Regions from separate parts of the Homo sapiens genome. Here region 2 is linked to region 1. Evidence: chromatin loops called from intact Hi-C (ENCODE). Cell type or tissue: mammary epithelial cell. All regions are shown on one strand. Links, peaks and the distances in the headings refer to the core of each region. The heading gives the core; the rest is flanking DNA. Region 1 has its middle 98 kb from the start of LINC01956. Region 2 has its middle 180 kb from the start of THORLNC.

What was found. A loop is a pair of places that touch in the nucleus more often than their neighbours do. Peaks named below come from ENCODE experiments on the same cell type or tissue, not always from the same donor. Only the 100,000 strongest peaks of a DNase experiment are listed, where the experiment ranks them.
Region 2: a loop joins it to region 1, with 5 times the contacts of the local background. A loop is called at or near these places in 3 of 110 quality-filtered maps.

The regions. Positions count from the first base shown.
Region 1 is chr2:118,735,061-118,740,447 of GRCh38, reverse strand. No RefSeq gene overlaps it. Among named protein-coding and RNA genes, the nearest start is that of LINC01956, 98 kb to the left of the region's middle. RefSeq lists an enhancer at 1,561-1,855. In mammary epithelial cell, for the core only: a CTCF peak has its summit at 2,557 (motif pointing right); a DNase peak (open chromatin) is centred at 1,727; H3K27ac peaks cover 656 bases.
Region 2 is chr2:118,368,583-118,373,969 of GRCh38, reverse strand. No RefSeq gene overlaps it. Among named protein-coding and RNA genes, the nearest start is that of THORLNC, 180 kb to the right of the region's middle. RefSeq lists an enhancer at 3,938-4,708. In mammary epithelial cell, for the core only: a CTCF peak has its summit at 2,284 (motif pointing left); no DNase peak of the experiment used is centred there.

The DNA.
Region 1 (5,387 bases), core at 268-5,267:
CAGCCGCCTTGCTGTATTCTTTCATGGCCTCTGCTCTCTCCCTCCTCTTCAAAGGGCATTAATCCTAGGAATAGAGCCCCACCTTCATGTCTTAATTACGTCCCAAAAGCCCCATCTCCGAATACCACAACATTGTGGGTTAGGGCTGCAACATATAAATTTTGGGAGACACAAACATTCTGTCCATAACGCTAATTATATTGGAACGTAGTTATTAAGCTATTAAAAAACAAAATTTGGATATAGTAATGTATGCATTTTGTTATTAATGTAGTATGCAACTAAAATGCTTAAAAATCAGTGTGTTAAAGTATATTTTAAAAGACTGATTAGGGTGAAAGTTATAGTTGCTTGTTTGAATAAAAACTTTCAACTATGGGGTGGTTTTGGGCAAGGCAACATGCATGTCATACTGGATATGAAAATACAGTTGTGATTCTTTTCTCAGCCCAGTCCATGGGCCCCCTGCATGCTCTCCAGGGACCCTTCCCAGCATGGTGTAACCTTCCCTCTTACCTCTTACACCTCATCTTCTAGTCTCCTCCAGACACACTGCCCTTGTTGCTGTGTCTCCATTAATCCAGGCACATTTCTGCCCCACGACTTTTGAGCCTGTGCTTGTCTCTACCTAAACTACTCTTCTTGCCAGCGTCTGTGTGGCTCCCTCCCTCACTTCTTTCAGATCTTTCCTCAAATCTCACCTTCTCAGTGAGGCCATCTTTGAATGTCTCCCACCAACATAGGGCTCCCATTCTCCCTCCCTGCTTTATCTTTTTTGTATTGCTAACTAACCTTTTCTAATATCTTCCTTAACTATTGCCTCTATTTTTGTGTTTCTCCACTAGGACATAAGATACATTTCGGTGGAGATTTATCAGTTTTGTCCACTGCTGTATTCCTAGTGCCTAAAATAGAGCAGGCAATCAATAAATATTTATTGACTAGATGCACAAATTTACATGAATATTGTTCTGAGCAAAACATAATCAGAGGTAAGTCTGTTGTTTAACTTCTTCCCAAATTTTGGTGTACTGAATCCTATTCAGTATTACATTGAAAATATCCTCATAAGTGCTAATAAAGCCTCCTGTAAGAATCCAGTGACATTGAGCAAAACACCCACCTAAGGGTAATATTTGCTTTTTGAGGGAATGAATGAGGGGCAGGAATGGTGAAGTGGGTCAATCCAGGGCCACTGTCTGGCTGCGCATTCCTGGCAAAAACCTTATCTCTCTGAACCTCATTTTTTCATCTGTAGGAGGAGAATAACTATACTGACCTCAAAGGGTCACATTGAGCCTTAAATGAGATAATCCATGAACAGTGCAAAATCAGGCACAAGAAATAAATGATGGCTGTTGGCAGTACTTGTAATAAGTCACAAGAGAAGAAAGCCAAGAGTTCCAGGAAGTTTTCTGCTCTGCAGGAGACTTGGAGGTCCTGGGGAAAAGCCACATTTGAGCAGAGGAGAATATACTGTGCTGGAGTCACCCTCCAGGTCTCCCCCCATTTGGTGCTCCAGCCTTTTCCACCAGAGGACTTGGTGCTCGGAGCCTGCCCCTGGCCCTGGCTGCTTGTGGATGCCTCTGGCTCTCAGAAAAGGCCATGTAAATCAGAGCTGAAGGGAAGGGATGGAGAAATTCAGGCCAGGCCATGATTCAAAAGGCAGCAGGAAATGAATACATTTGTTGGAACACAGGGCCAAAAGGACTTGAAGCGTCTGGAGTGAGTCATCAGGTATGCTGAATGCGTACACAGCTCCTGGCTCACAGACTGGGCTGATAGCTACTGGGAGATCAAGCTATGAATAATACGGTATATGTTCCCGCCAACAGAAATTATTTTTAGATTCGCTTCTGTTTCACATTATTCATTGCCCACTTTCCATTTATTAATAAAGATGATTGGAAGTTGACTGACAATAAATACATTATGTATTATTTTATGCACCTATTCACCAAATTTGCTAACCACTAACTATATGCAAGGACTGAGGCACTGGAGATACTAAGATGAACAATATCTGAAAAGTTCACAAAAATAATCTCATGTTATTCTCAGACCAACTCATGAAGGAGGTAGTAGCTACCTTCAGTTAATAATGGATTTGTTGATTGATTGATTCATGTATTACATCATCCAAAATACTTACTGAGCACCTACAAGGTGCCAGGTGCTGTGCTAGATGCTGAGAAGTTGATAATAAGACAAAAGCCTTACATTCTATGGGAGAGACGAACATAAGTAAGGAAGCACATAATTACGTAGCATAATGTCAGGAAGTGATGGGTGTCATGAACAATGAAGTCGGGCTGGAGATGGGAGCTAGAGAGATATTGCTAGACAGAAGGTGGTTTTGAGCAGAGAGACCTGAACAAAGAGCGAGAATGGCTGGGTCCTTCAGTGGAGGACAAAGGACATCTCTGGACTTTTCTCTGAAAACGATACCACAGAAAAATGAAATGACTTTTCCAGGATCACACAACCAGGTGGCTACCCAGCTGCAGTACTGCTCTGGCCTCAAGATGGTAACCTGTACCAACCAGTTTTAAAAATACTGCTCCCTGCCTTCAAGGAAGCCTGCACTTGGATCATCAAATACAGCCTAGAGCCAACTGAGGACTCCAGGAAGAGCATGTGATGAATCCCACAGCTAAGTGCGCATGAATGCATGAATGCACGCCTCAGATATGTAGACAGGTGCACGTTGGCTGCTGCACAGAACAGACTAAATAGAGGTAATGAAACCATAAGTGAAGACCCTGTTTGTTTACAGTTCTTTTCGTAAGAGGAGTCATTTATCTCTGCTCTTTCATTCTGGAAATTAGCATATGAAGGTGTTTGCTGAGTTTCCTACCTTGAGAGAATGCAAAGCTTAATAAAAGAAAATGTTTATCATCTGAAAATTCTTTTTTAAATAAAAGCAATAGCAGTTTTCAATCGAAATTGTCTTCAGAAATAGAACTAGAAACTTTTGTCCCTTGTGAAAATTTGTTCTTTGTTCTGCCTTACCAGATGCATAAGCTGGAAAAGTGTATTGAGGAGGTGGCCTCTGAGGAGATGAGTGTTGACAAGGTCCCCACGCCCCACTCCTGCCTGAATGAGAGCTGTTCCCAAAAAGTAGGGGCAGTGAGACCCTTAGGACAGGGGAAGGGGCCTAAACACATCTTTGTGTTTCTTTGCACGTTTAAAGATTTATTTGATGCTTGAGAGCACAGATAGATGCCCATGATGTTTTCTTCTTCTCCCTTTAAATACTTGTTTTTCATCTTCTACATTTAAAATCAACACACATTTACTATAGGAAGTTAGAAAACACAGAAAAGTAGACAGAGAAAAAATTTTCACTTACAATCTCACCAGCCAGAGAAAACAACAAAATTGTTTTTCCTTCTGATCTTTTTTCATTGTTGATATCTGATTGCATTTATAACTGAATTTCCCATGTTTTAATTAACAATACTATATTACATATGTATATCTTCATATCATAAAAACATCTCCATAAGCATCACAGAGTTTAAAAAATGTTTCCTCCTATTTTGAAAACACTACAGGTTTATTGTGGAAACTTTGAAATATGCAAAAAACTTATTTTATGGACTAAAGGATACTATAAACAGAGTGAACAGACAGCCCACAGAGTGGAAGAAAATATTTGGAAATCATATATCCAATAAGGGATTAAAATCCAGAATATATGAAAGAACTCCTACAATTCAACAACAACAAAAAGCAATCCAATTAGAAAAATGGGCAGAGGACCCGAATAGGCATTTCTTCAAAGAAGACAGATAAATGGTCAGTAAGTACATGAAAAGACGCTCAGTATCACTAATCATTAGGGAAATGCAAATAAAACCACAATGAGATACTGCTTCATATTCATTAGGATGGCTATTATTCAAAAAGCAAAAAATTACAAGTGTTGGTGAGGATAGAAGAAATTAGAACCCTTGTGCATAGCTAGTAGGAGTGTAAAATGGTATACCTGCTGTAGAAAACTGGGTGGCAGTTCCTCAAGACATTTAAAGATAGAATTACCATATGATCCAGGAATTCCATTTCTAGGTCCATATCTACAAGAATTGAAAGCAGAGTCTTCAAGAGATATTTGCATATCTATGTTCATGGTAGCATTATTTACAATAGCCAAAAGGTGGAGGCAGTCCAAATGTTTGTCAACAGAAGAATGGACAAAGAAAACATGATATATATATGAATTTTTTTTTTTTGAGATAGGGCCTCTCTCTGTTGCCCAGGCTGGAGTGTGGTGGTGTAATCACAGCTCCCTGCAGCCTTGACCTCCTCAAAGGCTCAAGCACTCATCCCATCTCAGCGCACCACGACACCTGGCTAATTTTTTCTGTTTTTGCTGTAGCGATGCAGTCTCACTCTGTTGCCTAGGCTGGCCTTGAACTCCTAGGCTCAAGTGATCCACCTGCCTTGGCCTCCCAAAGTGCTGGGGTTACAGGCATGATGGAATATTATTCTGACACTTGTTACAACATGGAATAACTTTGAGAACATTATGCTAAGTGAAGTAAAGCCAGTCACAAAAGGACATTGACTGTATGATTCCACTTATATGAAGTAGGGAGAGTAGTTAAATTTATATAAAGAAAGTAGAATGGTGGTTGCCAGGGTTTGGAAAAGGGAGGAATGGAGCGCTAGTATTTAATGAGTACAGAGTTTCAGTTTGGGAAGACGAAAAAGTTCTGGAGATGGATGGTGGTGATGATTGCGCAAAGCAAATGTACTTAATGCCACTGAACTGTACATTTAAAAATGGTCAAAGTGGTATGATATGGTTTGGCTCTGTGCCCCCACCCACATCTCACCTTGAATGGTAATCTCCATAATCCCCACGTGTAAAGGGTGGGACCAGGTGGAAGTAATTGAATCATGGAGGCGGTTTCCCCCATGCTGTTCTTGTGATAATGAGTGAGTCTCAAGAGATCTGATGGTTTTATAAGCGTCTGACATTTTCCCTGCTTGCATTCATTCTCTCTCCTCTGCCCTGTGAAGAGGTAGGAGATGGCTGCAAATTAAGATGACTTTTCTCCATGATTGTAAGTTGCCTGAGGCCTCCCCAGCCATGCAGAACTATGAGTCAATTAAACCTCTTTTCTTTATAAATTACCCCGTCTTGGGTATTTCTTCATAGCAGCAGGAGAATGGACGAATACATGGTACATTCTATGTTTTGCATATGTTACCACAATTCAAAAAAAAAAATTAAGGCCAATAAAAATCACCTGGCTAGGCACAGTGGCTTGTGCCTGGAATCCCAGTGCTTTGGGAGGCCAAGGTGGGAGGATCCCTTGAGGCCAGGAGTTCAAGACTGGTGGCCTGGTCAACATAGTGAGACCCCATCTCTACAACAG
Region 2 (5,387 bases), core at 257-5,256, 370 kb after region 1:
TGAGACCTTCCGGTCCAGCACTCACAAACTTATTGTTCATCATATTTCCCACTCCTGCTTCCTCATATTAGCTCCTTAATTAACTATATTTAATGTCCAGGGGCCATTATGATTAAATAAAGGGTAAGATGTGACTGGGGCTAGAAGGGGGAGGAGGTTACTTGTGCCAAGGTTCAGGGCTGGAGCTGTCATCCCTCACCAGCATGTTTTCTTCTGAAGTCAATATGTTGTTCCATTTCAAACATGCTTAAAGAAAACACAAATTGATTTCTTTGCAATTCTGAACTACTTATCAAATGGTAATGATCACTGTGTGGTAAATCTCAGACTGAAAATATGCCACGCAATGCTTAGTCATTCCGTTGATGGAACTAATAATTCTCCCCTATTCTCTCATTCTACTCTCTCTCTCTCTGTCTCTTTTTATGTCTTTCTATAATTCTGCCTGATAAGACTTAGCAACCCAGAAAGGCTTAGTGTTAGTGTGGTCAGTTCTGAAGACTCCAAAGAAAGCGCACATCTACCCGGCACCTCCCTTTCATTCATTAACCCACCAGGGGCCAAGACTAATTAGATCAGCCTGCTCATTTTGAGCTGATAATTGATTTAAATAGATTGCTCATTTAAAAGAGAAGAAAACCCTGCTAAACATTTGGTGCTTGATTTTTTTTTCTTCTTTCCCCGCAACTTTCAATTGCTTGTGCAATGTAGCATAAAATGTAGAGGTCTCCCTTTTCTTTTCTCTCTCTTTTTTAAAGGGGCCATAAAATTAATTACAATAAGTAGGCAATGGGCAGGGGCAGGGGGTTAACTGATGGCTCTAATGAGCAGCCCAGCTTTGGGAAAGCTGAGCCACTCATGCTGTTTGTTGGCTGCAAGGGGGCTGTGACTTCCAAGAGGAGCACAGCCTGAAACCCTGAAACAGTCCATCGTACTGATTCTGTTTTCATAGCAACCAAAGTAGCTTTGCTAAGCTTCAAACAAAAGGAGCTTTCCTTTGCAAAGGTGGGGACATTTTGGAATTGTCTCCTTCCCATTAAACAAGACAAGAGGCCATTCCTTGGTACTCCCCCCACCCCATAGTCCCTGTTTTTTATACAATTTGGGAGTGAGAAAGTTAGGGAAAGACTTGGTCCCATTCCGTATTCTGAAGACCTTTCTCTTCTCAAAGGGTCTTTCATGGTCCGTCCTGCACCATATTGATTTATTTCAAGTGTGGATCAAAAAAGTTTAGACTAGGCTCCTCTTTGGAAACTACATCGTCCTGCTAGTTTATACTGTTCGCCTGACTGTATCCCTTTGACACAATGAAAAGAGCTTTTGTCTGCAGCCTGGAGGGCAAGAAGTGGAAGCAACACTTGTAATTTGCTCTGGAAAATGTTCTTGCAGTGTTTCCTGTTGCTGAGAGAAGAGATTGCAGAACGTGGTAAAGGAAGCTGAGGAATGTTGCAAAATCTTTAAAGGTAAATACAATTATTGGAAATAGAAAGTTACCCACCAAAACTGCATATGCTATGTTTTAGAAGTTCATAGCTTCCAACCCTACAAAATAGCATGATTCCCATGGAAAGAACATGGGCTTTGGAGTTAGACAAACCTGGACACCCTGATTCAGTCACTTACTACTTCTGTGTAAGTCATTTGCTCTCTCTATAACTCCATTTCTTTGCCTGTATGATGGAGACACTAACGTCTATTTTGGAGGCCTAAGGGAAACATAGGGGTTAGAGAAAATATCATAGCCTAGCACTGGCTCTAATAAGTGCTCAAGAAATAGCACCTATAACGCAAAATTTGGTTCCCTAATAGCCAGGAGAGGTCATTCATCCTTGTTTTGTCATCTGTTTGAGGCTGGGCAGTTAGGGAGAAGGTAACAGTGTATTGCATTCAGGGCCAGCTTCAACCTAACATGTGCAGTAGCACAGAGCCCCACATTCAGACAGAAAGGCCCCGCTGTTACTGTCTTGAAATACTTAATTTTTGAACAGCGGGTGCTGAGAGGGGCTCTACATTTCCACATTTTGATTTTGCACTGGCCCTGCATATTCCGTAGCCCCTCCTGATTATATATGCGATTCTGCAAATGCCTGGGCCATTCCTGGCATCTTGAAGAGCCACTTATGTGGGGTCATGTCTGAGTTAGTGGCACAATGCTTTCACACTTATAAATCACATTCTTTCTGCCTCTTCAACAAATTAGAACCAGAGGTAGCCTCTCAGTTCCTGTGGGCCCAGGGCCTGACTGCCATGAAAAGCTATTCAAGAGCACATGCTAGTGGCCAAAGGTCAGAATCGCACCTCTGCAGTTCCATCCGCTGGCCCCCTGAGAAAATCCATGCCTTTTGAGTAGGTGATGGAGCCCCTACCCAAGAGAGGACAAACAAGCACGAAGCATCCCACTGTTAATTCAGCGTTCATGTGGCAGATTGTTCGCACCATTAATGACATATGAATTTAGTCTCAGGTAATTTTTTTTCAAAGCAACCAGTTGTGAAATATATTGAGAAAACACTGCCAATTTCCAATCCTAATGACAGACACACTGTAGGTAAACAAGATGAATATTTATGGGATACCTGATTGCCTAAATGAGTTCCCTAAAGTATGAATAATTGAATGTGCATATGCTAATTAATTGGGAAAAGCCAGTAGGTAACTCCTTTTTATTTACATTAGCCTCATTTTATTTCATTTCTTATAACTATTACTGTTCCCAGTTATTTCCTATGCTTCAGTAAAATTGAGTGTCATTGAGAGAATTTTTAACAGACATCATGATTCTTCATTTCAATGGATGCATAAGCCAAGGTATAATATGTAGTGATGGCTTCTCAGGCAGAGTTACTTGGTTTTGCCTAACAATAAAAGTGATTGTTCATTCATGCCTACTGATCACCAATCTTTTTACATATATTTGCTCTAATAATCCTCACACCAACTTTTTGAGGTTTGATATTGTAGAAATTATGTCCATTTTACAGAAGACAAAACTGAGACTCACAACAGTTACGTGAGCTACTCATGCTCATGTGGCTATAAGGATTAGGGCCCAGATTCAAATTTAGCCCACCTAAAAGTCATCTTTCCAGAAAGGGAATGCAATCTTTTACCTGGACTAAAATGTTTTAAAACACTTTCCTTTGCTAATCATGTCCCAAACATTGGCCACTAGAATTTCAACAAGGTGTCTAATAATTCTCACACAGACAGCCAAGTCAAAATCTAGTCAGAACAACCATTTATACTTTTTTTAGTCTATCTTTTAAATAAGTTTTATATGTCAGATCAGTTTTAAGTTTACAGAAAAATTACACAGAAAGTAGAGTTTTCATATTCTCCCTCTTCCTCCACAATTTCCCTATTATTAACATCTTGCATTAGTGTGATACATTGTTTTCTAATTGATGAGCCAATATTGATACATTATTATTAATTAAAATTCATAGTTTACATTAGAGTTCACTCTTTGCATTATGTACTTCCCTGGGTTTTGACAAATGTATATGTATCCGTCATTATATCATACAGAAGGGTTTCACTGCTTAGAAAATGCGCTGTGCTAAACCTTTTTATCATTCCATCCACCTGCCTTTACTATCCAAAACCCTGACAACCACTGATCTTTTTTACTGCCTTTTCCAGAATGTCATATAGTTAGAATCATACAGTATACAGCCTTTTTATACATTTAAGTTTCCTCCATTTTTTTTCTGTGGTTCATGTCTTTTTATTGCTGAATAATATTCCATTATAGGGATGTACCACAGTTTGTTTATCCATTCACCGATTGAAGGGCACCTTGGCTGCTTCCAAGCTTTGCCAGTTATGAATAAAGCTACTATAAATAATCATGTTCTGATTTTTTGTGTGAATGTAAGTTTTCACTTTGTTTGTCTAAATACTAAGAAATATGATTGCTAGACTAAATGGTAAGAGTATGTTTAGCTTTGTGAGAAACTGCCAGATCTATCTTCCAAAGTGGCTGTATCTATTTTGCATTCCCATCAGCAATGAATGAGAGCTCCTTGCTCTACCTTGTCACCAGCATTTGGTGGTGCTGGTATTTTAGATTTTCACCATTCTAATAGCTCTACAGTGGTATCTCATTGTTGTTTTAATTGACTATTTTTCATGTACAACTGAGAGTGAGCAGTGGTTGTCAGGCCTCTGAGCCCAAGCTAAGCCATCGCATCCCTGGTGACTTGCACGTATACACCTAGGTGGCCTGAAGTAACCGAAGAATCACAAAAGAAGTGAAAACGCCCTGCCCCGCCTTAACTGATGACATTCCACCACAGAAGAAGTGAAAATGGCCAGTCGTTGCCTTAACTGATGACACTGTCTTGTGAAAGTCCTTTTCCTGGCTCATCCTGGCTCAAAAGCTCCCCTACTGAACACCTTGTGACCCCCACTCCTGCCCGCCAGAGAACAATCCCCCTTTGACTGTAATTTTCCTTTACCTACCCAAATCTTATAAAACGGCCCCACCCCTATCTCCCTTCACTTACTCTCTTTTTGGACTCAGCCCACCTGCACCCAGGTGATTAAAAAGCTTTATTGTTCACACAAAGCCTGTTTAGTAGTCTCTTCACACGGACATGCAAGAAAGTGGTCTCCACAGTGAGACAGGTAAATCTCACAGTGTGGACAAGGTAATCCATTGAAATACACAAAGAAAAACTAGCAACCACTACTTTTATTTATTCATTACATTACAATTTTAATTTTATTCTTTATGTATATTCTTTTGTTTTGGATGTTTTCTGGGTTTTACCACATATTTTAATGTTAAAAGTTAAATTATTTTTTACTTGCAAGTAGTGTGAATAATTTTCCCCACATGGGAACACTGATTATAAAAAATGACATCCCACATGGGCTAAGTGTCTTTTTTAATTGAAAAGCTAACAAACTGTCCAGTTACATTTATCCCAAAAAACCCACAAACTGGGTAGTAACTGAGTCTCTAGGCAGTATATTTAAAGCTAAGAGGATTAAAAATGAAATTAAAGAAAAAGAAAACAAGTCCCCAGATGTGATGAAGGGAGCCCTGCTACATGCGGACTAATCAATACAGTGGTACTCCTTGACTGCAGGAGGCTGGAAGACATCCTAGTAACTCCACTCAGAACATTTACTTCAAGAATCCTTTTTCCAGTTTCCAACTCATGAATAGAGATCATATTTTGTTAATTCTATTCCAGAACACTTTTTTGCAAGTTGTTTTATTTACAATGACAACTTTTAAAGGACCTTTAACTTTATTAACTGGACAATAAGCTGGACAGACATTGTTTTACAAAAACAATATACTTAATGTGGGAATTCTTATTCTTAGTGTATATTCTTAATGTACATATTATTATAGAAAATGGGTATATTTTATA